Regions from separate parts of the Homo sapiens genome. Here region 2 is linked to region 1. The links are chromatin contacts, found by Hi-C or POLR2A ChIA-PET in ENCODE. All regions are on one chromosome and are shown on one strand. Each heading gives the region's core, a stretch centred on a gene start or an enhancer-like site at or near the end of the contact. The rest is flanking DNA. Distances are from core to core; before and after follow the strand shown.

Region 1 (6,715 bases), core at 4,216-6,715:
TATTTTTAGTAGAAATTTTTTTAGTGGAAAACTTTAGTAGAATTTTTTTATTTTTGTACTTTTAGTTTCACCATGTTGACACCAGGCTGGTCTCAAACTCCTGACTTCAAGTGATCCACCCGCCTTGGCCTCCCAGAGTGCTGGGATTACAGGTGTGAGACACCTCGCCCAGCCAAGAAAAACACTTTCAACTTTCAAAGCCACTGTCATTTGGTGGGGCTCTTTGTTACAGTCACTATATTCAAATAAGGAGTCAATAGTAATCCACAGAAATAAAAATAATGCTTTTCATTTATTCTGAATGGTTTGAATATTTTACAAGGAAAATGTGTTATTAATTTCAAATCTGCTTAAGTTGCAGGACAAAACTGCCGACCTGTCTGTGTCGCACCTGGGTTAAACCCTCCCATCATCTTTGGGATAGATTGAGTTCAAGCACCTCAGCCTGCCCTGGAGGCCAGCGTTTCACCCATCTTTTTGTTTCTCATTGCTCCTCTTCATGGGTACACTCTCAGGCCAAACTAGTATTTGTGGCATACTAGCTTGCAGCAGGCCTTTCACCATGTCCACCCCATGCCTGTGCTCATGCTGTCCCCTCTACCCGGAATACTGCCCCTTCTTCCTCTCCCACTCCTGCCTAGCATGTCTCATTCAAAGGCTAGCTGTGAGCTCCTGTTCACCCCTCAATACCTAGCCCAAATTGCCTCTGGAAATTTTTTCTGTTTATCTTGGTCTTTCTCTGCCCTGCTAAATATTTTCCTTAAATGTCTGGTGATCCAGGTTATAGTTTGAAACCCCAGCTCCCCACCTTTCCCACCACACACACACACACACACACACACACACACACACACACACACTTCCCAGGAAGAACAGGCCCCTCCTCTTTCCTTCCCCCACTTGTGTGTCCCTGTGTCAAAATAATCATACCAGCACACATTTACTATGGCCATTGTTTATTACTAATATTATTTATTATTTTAGGGTTTAGATCTTTTGCAGCCCCCAGCACCAATACATGGCTAAAAACAATACCAAATGCCACTTAAGTGTCACGATGTCTGACAAATGATGACCACTTGGACTTCTTAAAATGTTAAATTATTTTTAAATATGTGCATGTGTATGATTATGTCTGTCTGTGCCAGGACCCTTAATTTAGCCACATCTGCAAAGCCCCTTTTGCCATGGAACATAGCCACATGTTCTGGGGGTTAGGACGTGGACATCTTTGGGGGCCATTTTAGCCTATCACAGAGATGAAGGAAGTGACCAGCCCAAGATCACCCAGTAGTAAGCAGCAGAGTGGCAGTCTAATCCCTGTCTTCCTGACCCCAAAGCCTGGCTCCTGACCTCTCCTCAACACCAGGGGCGGGGTGGGGGCAGGTGGGAGGAGATGTGTTTTCTGTGGTTTCTGTGCCTTGTTGTTGGTGCTGTCCCATTCTGCCCCCACCCTGCCTCCACAGGCTCCATCCTGATGCATTTCACACCACCCCTATCCACTCGTCTCCATGAGGGTCTCCCTAGCCTAACCAGGAGAGTCTCCGTCTCTGCAGCCTACCCAGCCTCCGAGTTTGTTTGTTGAGTGAGTATACGGGTAAGTGGACAGACAGAAGGCTGCCAGCTCCAGCCCCTTCTTCCTGGCTCCTGCCACTGGCTTGAAGATGCTCTCTAGGCCAGGAGTGGTGGCTCACACCTGTAATCCCAGCACTTTGGGAGGCCAAAGCAGGAGAATCACTTGAGCCCAGGAAGTGGAGGTTGCAGTGAGTCATGATCGTGCCATTGCACTCCAGCTTGGGCAACAGAGCAAGACTGTCTCAAAAAACAAAACCAAAGAGGAAAATGATCTCAGCTTTGGGAGTCACAGAGAATGCCTGACTCTGGGTCCTGTGCTCCTCCTCTCCTAGCGGCTGCCTGTCTCCTTCAAGCCACCCAGACCCTGAAGGAGGGGGCCCATCCAGAGGAGAAGAGGCACAAAGGCTGAGGACCTGGATATGGGGAACAGGAGGTCTCTGGGTCCCTCCCTGGGCATGAGCTCCCAGAGGCCACTGCTGTTGGCCCAAAGACAAAAACACCACAGCCGCTCAGTGGCCTCCTAGGCTCCGCCCTCAGAATCCCCCTTTCCAAAAGCACAGCCCATCTCTGCTGGCCTCCCCTCACCCACCCCACACCTCGGCCTGCTGCCTGATCTCTGCTCTTCTACAAAGCACCTCTGCCTTCCCCAGAGTTTTCCTATCCACGTGCCCAGGTCTGTAGCGGCATTAGCAAGAGGAAACCCAATTACATTCCAATTACTCTAGTCCTAGCCAGACAGAGGTTACTGTAAGTCACAGCAGGATCGGGAAGGAGGAGGAGGTAGCACCTGGGGCCAGTGCCTAGGGTGACACTTGAAGATGGATATGACAGGGACCTGTGGCTCAGAGGCTCAGGATTAGATCAACAAGGCTGGGGCTGGCTGGTTTCGGGAAAGAGGTCGTGGGGGCCCCTGTTGACAGACAGCTCAAGCACAGCAAAGCCCTGAGGCCAGCCCTCCCTGGGCAGAGGAGGCACAAGGGCTGGGAGCCCAGCCTGGACATGGAGGACCTGAGGTCCCTAGGGCCCTCCCTTGGACATGGGCATTTGGCCAGGGTTCCCAGAGCCAGTGCTGTTGTGCCCGAGGACCAAAATCCTGCAGCTTCTTGTAGGTCTTCTAGAACACTACTGGTTCCCACCGCCCCGCCCCCAGGATTTTCTCTGAGCATACACCCACTCTCTCTCATGCCCATCTAGGCCAAATAACTGGCCTCTCCCACCCTTAGGCTGTGGCTAAATAGGCCAGATTCAGGACCAGAGGGGCTGCGAGGCCTAGTGCCTCCAGGCCAGCGCCCTGGCTCCTGCTGCTGGCTTGAAAATCCCTGGCCAGCGTCTGATAGGGGAGACAGGGAGATCTGTTGCTTGTGATGGCAGGAATCTCTTAGGATATCCCTTGACCTGGGGAGCAGCCATCTTTGGGGCACCAACGGATAAAGGGTGGGGGAAGGTTGGCAATTGAGATCCCTCTTAAGTGGAGATGGGACTGACTCTGTGACATTGTATACTGGGGGGAATTCTCAGCCATGATTTCCTCCCTACACAGACATGCACCACCCTGTATCATGACATGGGGGAGCCTGGCGAGCCCCTTGCCCACTCCAACCCATGGTATCTGGGAGGCCCTGTAATATGGAGATCTGCACTCTGGGCTAGGTTCTAAGCCTGGGCTGTGCTGGGCTTGGCCAGTGCCTACCGCCCACACAGACAAACATGGATCTGTACCTTCCACACTGCGGGCTGAACCTTGTTTGCCGCAACTGTTATTGGAGTGTCCCCACACGATCTGCCTCCCATCCCCCTACATGCTGCAGCCCCCTCTGCAGCCCCTACATAGCAAACAATCACAGCTCCAGGTAGGGGGGAGAATGTGGGGGGATAAGATGAGTCATTGCCGTGGGAACAGATGTACCAAGTTCCACATATGCACACTCACAGAACCTTACACACAAAGGCATGGCCACACTCACATTCCCACACTCACAGGGAAACACGCTGGGAGGCCAGTGCTAGTCAAAGCCACAGTTGAACATTCAGATCCACACTGAGAAACAGTCATCTCCTCACACATACACATTCCCCATAGACACAAACGCCAAAACACAGGGACAGATCAAGACCCAGACAGACACATCCCACCCAGAGTGACCTCCAGTCATCAACCCAGAGCCCACCCCCTGCTCATATGCACAGTCAGACTCAAACACACTGGATTCCCTAGACACACACCACAGCCCTTACTTGAATTCAAGACTCAAACACAAACACACACTCATGCACACATATGCAGACATGCACACACCCACACATTCACACATGCACACACGCACACACACACACACACACACAGCAGCCCCTCTTCTGAGTCCCTTCACTCATTCTCCTACCTCGGCCAGCACCTAGGGAAGACAAGACATCACACACCATGCAGATGCCATACCTGCCCAAGGACAAAGTTCTGCCTTGGGTTTAGCTTCAGTCCATCCTCCTGTTCTGCAGAGGTTAAGGTCACTGGCCCCCTCCCTTATGCTGCTCCAGTTCCTCTCCCACACCTCCTATGCCTAACGGCGCATCTTCAGAGCCTTTGAAAAGGGCTTTGGCTGCAATGGGAAAGATGGTGGTTGCATCCCAGGAGTCACCTCCCAGGAGGGAAACAGTGTGAGTTTCAGAGGGTGACATGTTAGGAATGTCCTATGCTGAGCTAGGGGATGGCCAAGGTGACTGCATGATGCTCAGGCAGTCACCCTTCACCTACCTGTGATTTCCAGAATCCCCAACCTTCAAACCTTTGCACCTGCTGTTTCCTGACCTTGAATGCCTCTCCTCGAATACCACAATCCCCCTTGCAGGCTACCTTCTTATTCTTCAGGTCTCCATGGAGATGTCCCTGCTCCAGGAAGCCTGTTCTCATGCCCTGGCTGAGTCGGTCTGTCCTCCTGTGCCCCACAGCCCCCAGGGCCCTCACACCCTCCTCACACCACAGGTTAATTGCCTGGGTGTGCACCTGCCTCCCCCACCAGCCAGAGAGATTTTGCAGGGGAGGGAGACTGTGTCTGGTGAGAGAGGCTAGAGGCCTGAGAGGGGCAGAGGCTCAAAGCCCAGCTCTGCCTCTGCTGTGCGACCTTGGGCAAGTCATTGCGCCATGTGGATCCAGTGTCCTTATCTGTAAAATGGGGACAATAACGACCACCTCACCAGGTTGATATGAAGATTAAATGAGAGCAGGCATCATATGCATTATCCAAACGGTAGCTGTATTATTAGAACTCACTGCCTAGCACACAGCTTAATAAATCGTTATTTGTGGAATTAACGAACCCCCACTTCTGTCCCCACCGGCGTCCTTGATTTTTGGGGGGAACAGTAGGTATAACAAAAAGAGAAACTGGGGGCAGATAGGATGGGGGGCTGGGAGATGGGAGAACAGGCTTCTCTGGCATCGTTGGGAGCTAGCTGTTACAGCAGCATCCGGAGCTAGGCTGGAGGCGGTGCAGGCATCCTCTCTGTCTCACCCCTGTGACCCACCTGTGCCATCCTCCTCCTCAGTTAGGTGAGGCAGCAAGGAGAGGCGGGGCTGGGCTCCACCTCTGCACTGTGGCCCTCTGAAGCTGCCAGGCCCGCCGGCACACACTAAGTGCGCCCAGAATGCGGGGTGGCCAGGGGCATAAATGTTGAATGAATGAGGATGGAATGAATGAACGGATGGACGCATGAATGGAGGTGGGATGGAAGCTTGAAGTGGGAGGCTAGAAGGAACGAGCGTCTCCCTCCGCCCTGCGGGTCTCGGGGCTGGAAGACAGGGAGCCAAGACCGTCTGGGGGCTCCCACCCCGCCCTGCCCCTCCCGCCGGCCCTCCCTCCCCGCAGCGCGCAGCCCGGCGGAGCCCGCGCCGAGCCACAGCCCGCGCAGTTGCCGCGGATCGTGCTGAGCCCCGCGAGCCGAGGCAGCGCAGCCTAGGGAGGGGGCTGCCCCGGCCCCCTCCTGCAGTCCCGGCCCCTAGAGGCTCGGCCTTCCTCGCAGGAAGGCGAAGTCCCCGGTGCCAGGTCCGGGGACCAGCAGCCGAGAACGCCCGGGTCCCGGAGCCAACAGGTGCGGGGTGTGGGGGACCCCCAGGCCTGGGATGGGGGTTCCAAAGGACCCGCGGCGAGGGATGGGAGGAGCCAAGAGTCTCGGGGGGTAACCTGGGTGCTGGGAGACTGGCTCCTCGGCCAGCGCTGCTCTCCTCTAGGCAGGCTCCGAGTGCCCTCGCTCCCCCGCGCCTTCCCGGAGCCCCGCCAGCCCCCGAGGTGCAGGAAGGTCCCGCGGACGGAGCGGGCCTGCCGGCGTTCAGTGGGGTATGAAGGCGTCCCCTCCCCTTCCCCAGGGGTCTCCAGGGATCCGCAACCCTCCGGCACCTGGCCGGGGTCGTCCTAGCCCAGCCGGGGGAAGGAGGGGCTGAGTGCGGGAGGAGGGGAGGGGCGGGGAGCTGGGCTGGCTGGATTTATGAATGGAGAGCGACCCGCGCGCCGGAACAGCGGCTCCTGGCGGCCGTCGGGGAGCGTCGCGGCCCTGGGGACCCAAAGGGGCCTCTTAGGGGGCCTGGATGCTCCCCTTGCTCGCAAGGGGTCGTCAGTCCCTCCGCGCACCACCCCCACTGTGTGTGTGTTGTATGTGTGCGTGTCCGCGAGTGCCCACCGGAGGGTCTGGCAGGTATGGCGGGTGGGGCTTGGGTCTCTAACACCTCCCTTGGCCCGTTTTCCCAACCCAAAGTTAAAGCCTCTGAACTGGCTCAAGAAATATTTGCAATCGGGATGGCTTCTCCTCCCAAATCTACGGTGTTTGGTGGGTTCGAACAGACCTGGCTTAAGAGCTTTGTGACCTTGAGCAAGAGACTCAATCTCTCTGAGCTTCGGTCTCATCTGCAAAGCAGGGTACCCTAATAATGGTAACCGGAAACGTCCCCGAAACTACCTTCTCGTACCAGGTTCTTGGTGAAGCACTTGGCACGCATCGGAGCTCATTACTCCTCATCGTGGTCCTGTAAGGTATGTAGGGCTGTCACCCCATTAGACAGATGGGGAAACCAAGGCTGAAAGAGGCCAGGTAAGCTACCCAAGGCAACTGGTGTGGAATTGGGATGCAACCCAGGTCTGTCTTCCTCCACCAA
Region 2 (6,469 bases), core at 1,004-3,503, 130 kb before region 1:
TCTATGATTCAGCAATTCCACTAATAGATGTTTATTGGGGACAAAACTCACCCATGTGCACAAGGAGACATTTCAGCCCTGTTCATAATAGCAAAAAGTCCAAAAGCCTAATCAGTGCTCAATTAAGGATGGGTAATTTGAGCCGGGTGCAGTGGTGTGCACTTGCAGTCCCAGCTACTCCAGAGGCCGAGGCAGGAGAATTCCTTGAGCCCAGGAGTTTGAGACCAGCCTGGGTGATACAGTGAAATGACGACAGTGACGATGACGGAGGAAGAGGAAGAGGAGGAGAAGAGGAAGAGGAAGAAGGAGAAGAAGAAGAAGAGAAGGAGGAGGAAGAGGAGAAGAAGAAGAAGAAGAAAGTAAAAGAACGGAGAAATGTATCATGCAAACAGAAATCACAAGAAAGCTGGTGTCGCTCTACTAATATTACAGAATAGACTTGAAAACAAAAAGATGATACTCTTTTAAAGAGAGACATTTTATAATCATAAAAGGGTCAATGTGTCAGGAAGATATAATAATCATAAACATATATGCACTTAACAACAGAGGCCAAATATATGTGAAGTAAAAACTGACAAATGAAGGGAGAACTAGGCAATTCAACAATAGTAGTTGAATACTTTCAATAATGAATACAATATCTTGGCAGAAGACCAACAATGAAATAGAAAACTTAAACTACACTATAAACCAAAAACTTAAACTACACTATAAACCAACTATACCTAAAATACATCTTTAGAACACTGCACCCAATAAATTATACAAGAAAAGAAAAATTGACCTTTGAACAACACGGGTTTGTGTTTGAACTCTGTTCATTCACTTATATGTTACTTTTCTGCTGCCTCTGCTACCCCTGATATGACAATACCAACCCTTCTCTCTTTCTCCCTCTTCCTCCTCCTCCTCAGCCAACTCAGCATGAACACAATGAGGATGAAGGCATTTATGATGACCCCACTTCCTCTTAATAAACAGTAAATATATATTATCTTCCTTGTGATTTTCTTAATAACATTTTCTTTTCTCTAGCTTATGTTATTGTAAGAATTCACTATATAATACATATAATGCACAAAAAAATGGGTAGATAACCTGAGGTTTATTCAAACAGTGGACTACTTTATAGTATTTGAAATAATTTAAGTAGAGTTACATGAACCAATAAGGATAAACTTAAAACACACTAAATACTGAAAAAAGAAGCAGGTTGCAAAATGATATGGTATGATACTATTTATTTTAAATTTTTAAGAACACACAAAATAATACTTTATATTGTCTATGGATACATACATAGGTGGTAGAAATACAAATGCATGCATGGCAATGATACTTATCAATTAAAAATTTTTCCTGTGGGGAATAAGGGAGAAAGGAAGGACTCCTGCCCATAGGACCACTAATGCTACTCTAACCCTAATCAGGACTGGGTACTGAGTGTGGGGAGATTCCCTCACCCCAGTTGGGAGTAGCCACAGGGTGTTAATCAGATTCCAAGGCAACCCTTGCTCTCTATCCATCGCACATGAATTTGAGCTTGTGATCTTGGGCACAACCCACAATCTCTGGACCTCGGTCAACCCATTTGTGAAACGAACTAAAGATATTTGCCCTGGAGAGTGGCAAACTCAGTGTCAACCTTCACACTGTCAGAAGCAAATGGGGAAGATAATCTAGACTGCCTTGTACTGTGTGGCTTTGTAGCAGCACAAGCTGCAGACAAAGCCTCTCAGACACCGAGTTGTAGAAGGAAGGGCTTTATTCAGCTGGGAGCATCGGCAAGCTACTGCCTTAAAATCTGAGCTCCCCGAATGCACAATTTCTGTCCCTTTTAAGGGCTCACAACACTAAAGATTTCACATGAAAGGGTCGTGATTGATTTGAGCAAGCAGGCAGTACATGACAGGGGCCACATGCACTGGTGGTCAGAGAGAAACAGAACAGGGCAGGGAGTTTCACAATGTTCTTCTATATGATGTCTAGAATCTATGAATAACATCGGTTTCTAAGTTATGAGTTGATTTTTAACTACTGGGTTTAGGCCAGGCAGGCCCAGGCCTGGTTTTTGGCCTGGCGCCGGGCTGCCTGTCTTTGGTTTTACTTCCTTGTCGTTTTTTCTTAAAACGGGTACTGAGTATAAAACAATATCAGAGGGTCTCTCTCTTCCCTCAGCTTCACTGTCAAGTAAGAATTTCTCTCCCCAGGGGAAGCAGATGGAATTAAAACATGGTGATTATTCTTAAACACCTCACGCAACGGCTGCTACACACCATCTGTGAAGTCAGTTGCAGATCTATGATGAGGAAGTAGAATCATGTGGTCCCCAGGCCCTTTGCTGAAATGTCTTTCTGCTGGGTAATTAATTACGTGGTGTTGAAATGCTCTGCGTCAACTCCCTTTGGTTTAGTCATCATGCTTGCTTAATGTTCTGTTAATGTCCATGCTGCTTTCTAGGAACTTGCACATCAGCATCGCTGTCCAGGTTAAAGGAATTTGCAATGTCCCCGTAGGCCCTGAATTTCTACCCTGAATGAAACAATGAAAAGGGGGTGACCATACTCTCATCTTCCCCAGCTTCCTGGTTGCTGCAGTGTAGGGGGTTGGCTGTGGGTGGTGGGTAATGAATCCCTGTTGGCTCCTATTGCCAAACAGACTGATTACACATCAGCTCTGATAACTGACGGATCCCACCCTCAGACAAAAGCAAGAAAATGTGGGTAGCAGTTTGCATTGTAATTAGTAGGGAATAAAAGGCTCTAAGTGCCTCATGATTTCTGGTTCATTGGAATTGAAAACAAAGTAAGGTCTGGTACTGAGGGAGAGTCAGTCCCTATTTGGTTGACCCCAAAACATTTGCAATTAGATTTGCTGGATCTGGGATCCCAAGAGATTTTGAACCATGGGGTGGGAAGCCACCAAATTCAAATTCTTGATGGCATGATGGGCTTGATCCATGGGGAATGGGGCTCCCCCAACCCCTTTCTGCTGCCACCAACAGCTGAGGCTGGTGTTGGGGAAGAAGAACCCAACAGTCCAGCAGGCAGAGGCAGCAAGTCACTGGTAGGCTGTCCTCAGTAAGATCTTGTCTCTGCTCAGCAGCCCCAAGTGGATGAGTATTTTGTTTTTTATTGTGGCAAAATATACATAACATAAAATTTACCATTTTAACCCTTTTTGAGTATATTACTAGGTGGTATTAAGCACATTCATGTTGTTATGCACCCATCACCACCACCCATCAACAGATTTTTTTTTTTTTTTGGGAAGGAGTCTCACTCTGTCGCCCAGGCTGGAGTGCAGTGGCAGGATCTCGGCTCACTGCAAGCTCTGCCTCCTGGGTTCAAGCGATTCTCCTGCCTCAGCTTCCCGAGTAGCTGGGACTACAGGCGCCTGCCACCATGCCTGGCTAATTTTTTTGTATTTTTAGTAAAGACAGGGTTTCACCGTGTTAGCCAGGATGGTCTCTATCTCCTGACCTCGTGATCAGCCCACCTCAGCCTGCCAAAGTGCTGGGATTACAGGTGTGAGCCACCACACCTGGTCTGAATTTTTTTGGGGGTGGTGGCTCATGCCTGTAATTCCAGCACTTTGGGAGGCTGAGGTGGGTGGATCACGTGAGGACAGGAGTTTGAGACCAGCCTCGCCAACATGGCGCAACCCCGTCTCTACTAAAAATTAGCCGGGTGTGGTGGTGGGCACCTGTAATCCCAGCTACTCTGGAGGATGAAGCAGGAGAATCACTTGAACCCGGAAGGCGGAGGTTGCAATGAGCTGAGATGGTGCCATTGCACTCCAGCCTGGGTGATGGAGGTGGGGATAGGGGAGGGGGGAACTCCGTCTCAAATAAATAAATAAAAAGAACATTTCAAAGTAAGGACATCCTGTCACATAACCTCTAATTATTTCAGCAAGCATCTCTTTAAAAAAAAGGACACTCTCCTACATAACCGCATGGTTATTATCCCACCTAAAAAAGTAACAGCAATTCCCTAATGTCATGTAAATTCCAATGCAAATTTCCTCAATTTCCCTCCAAATGTCTTGTATAGCTGATGTTTTCAAACTATGCTCTAATCACTAACCACACATTGTAGTTAATTGTTGTATGTCTGAATTCTCTTGGTTTCCCCTTCTGCTTGTTTCTACGAGGCTGGGAGGGTTAAATTGCATAACATCCCGCTTTCTGAATGGGCCTAATTATTTCCACTTGATGTTCCTTCATCTCCCGTATCTTCTATAAACTGAGATAAATGTCTGTAAGCTTGATTTGATTTAAGCAGAACAGCCTTGGCAAGAGTAAATACTTCATGGGTGGCGATGAACTTCACCTTGAAACATGACTACTCCTTGGCAAAGCTGAATGTGACACCTCTGTGTGCCCTGGGCGGGGGTTCCCAAGTAGGACAATGCAAAACGACTCCAAATAATTCATCTTATTAGAAATGCAAGTGTTTTAAAATCACACGTTTTGTATTGTAAGAATTGTGTTATGCAGTTCTTCTTCAGAAAAGGTTTTTCCTTGAAGGGCTAGAGCTGGCAGGTTAACACCAAAAACTAAAATAAAATGAGAGACGCTTCAGTGAAAACACTAAGGACAATTGTTATTAGAGAATGTGGAAATCTTGAAAAAGAAAAGGGAGAAGGGTTCTAGGAGAGTTTAAAATTGTATATTTAAATAACATCCAAATAGTATTGTGAAAATGACAAACTATAGAGTTTCACATAAATTTTCAATGTGGAATTTGATATCATATTACATAAATCAATGCGATATGTGTTATATATGTGTTATGTTATAATTTAACCACATTATAACAATATTTTAAAAATAATGTTGAATATTGGCTATCTTTTCTGTCATTTCCTTTTTTTGAGATTTCAACAAATTTACTCAATATTGATGTAAATACATGAAATTTCATATGTAATGCATGGCCTTTAGTATCATAGGATTTGGCCTTCTAAAGTAAATCACAGGTAAACAAAAGCATGCTGCATTTCCAAACTAACCAACAGTGTTGCAATCTAATATGGCTTGGCTCTGTGTTCCCACCCAAATCTCATCTTGAATTGTAATCCCCATGTGTCGAGGGAGGGAGGTGATTGGATCATGGAGAAAGTTTCCCCCATGCTGTTCTCATGATAGTGAGTGAGTTTGCACGAGATCTGATGGTTTCATAAGGGGCTCTTCGCTCTCTGCTCAGACTCTCTCCTGCCGTCTTGTAAAGAAGGTGCCTGCTTCCCCTTCTACCATAATTGTAAGTTTCCTGAGGCCTTCTCAGCCATGCAGAACTGTGAGTCAATTAAACCTCCTTTGTTTATAAATTACCCAGTGTCAGAGTACTATCTTTATAGCAATGTAAGAATGAACTAATACACAATTCAACAGAGCCCTCCCATAGCTTTTCACTAGGTACCTGAAGCAAGATTCCTCCTGCTTAGAAATAGGTGGAGGCTGGGCATGGTGGCTCATGCCTGTAATTCCAGCACTTTGGGAAGTCGAGGTGGGCGGATTACCTGAGGTCAGGAGTTTGAGACCAGCTTGGCCAACATGGTGAAACCCTGTCTCTACTAAAAATACAAAAATTAGCCAGGCATGTTGGTGTGCGCCTATAATCCCAGCTACTCGGGAGCCTGAGGGAGGAGAATAGATTGAACCTTGGGGGCAGAGGTTGCAGTGAGCCGAGATCACGCCACTGCACTCCAGCCTGGATGACAGCAAGATTCCATTTCAAAAAAAAATAGGTGGGGGAAGACACCCTCAAATTAACCCAGAAAAAAAAATGGTAACTCAGAATTATATTCTCATAAGGTTTCACAGCTGCTCAACACCAGAAATAGATTATGAAGTCTTTTGCCTAAGCACTTCTATAAAAGTTTCAGTGTTGACCAAAAGAAGACACAGTTTTCTCATTAAACTTTGTCTTGATGGGTCTCAAAATTCTGTGACAGATTTTTGGTCAAGTTGTTTCCATTAAAAATTACTGATTTTGAAAACTAATGACTTGCCAGGTGCAGTGGCATGTCTGTAATTCCAGGTACTCAGAAGGTTGAGGTGGGAGAATTGCTTGAACCCAGGAGGCGGAGGTTGCAGTGAGCTGAGATGGTGCCACTGTACTCCAACCTGGGCAACAGAGTGAAACTGTGTCTCAAAAAACAAAACAAAACAAAACCAAAACCAAAACCAAAACCGAAACCAAAACCAAAAAATCTGATTACTGAAAATTGCCACACGAAAACAAAACAAATATGATTCATAAAATATTCTCCTTCCCTTCTGAATCTTTTATGATGTATTATTATCATTAACCAGTCTTTTACTATTAAACTTAAATGGCCAATTGAAGCAAACTGTTCTAGACAGTTCTTCCATGACTGATTAAGACTTGGGTGGCAGGTACTAGGGATAATGTTCATTTAGCCTTCCGAGCTTTCTGGGCAGGCTTGGTGACCTTGCCAG

Evidence for each region. A loop is a pair of places that touch in the nucleus more often than their neighbours do. ChIA-PET counts read pairs that join two places held with the same protein, here RNA polymerase II (POLR2A). Pooled maps may share reads with other maps.
Region 2: a loop to region 1 is called in a pooled map, with 2.1 times the contacts of the local background. The contact joins the enhancer-like site here to the promoter of HCRTR1 in region 1. A Hi-C loop is called at or near these places in 3 of 37 single-sample maps with no recorded cell type and 4 of 50 pooled maps. POLR2A ChIA-PET finds 5 or more read pairs at or near these places in 1 of 52 experiments (activated CD4-positive, alpha-beta T cell).

What each region holds. Positions count from the first base shown.
Region 1 is chr1:31,612,224-31,618,938 of GRCh38, forward strand. It overlaps HCRTR1 (hypocretin receptor 1), which reads left to right and starts at 5,466. Exons shown (of 9, transcript NM_001525.3): 1 at 5,466-5,658; 2 at 6,533-6,593. RefSeq lists enhancers at 2,370-3,156, 5,382-6,071.
Region 2 is chr1:31,481,163-31,487,631 of GRCh38, forward strand. It overlaps LOC105379772 (a long non-coding RNA gene), which reads left to right. Exons shown (of 3, transcript XR_001737618.2): 3 at 918-994. It also overlaps the pseudogene EEF1A1P46. Among named protein-coding and RNA genes, the nearest start is that of LINC01226, 34 kb to the right of the region's middle. RefSeq lists an enhancer at 2,013-2,322 and a silencer at 2,987-3,165. Within about 2 kb of position 2,254, at least 13 of the 41 ENCODE cell types and tissues checked have a DNase peak (open chromatin) inside an H3K27ac peak, as active enhancers do.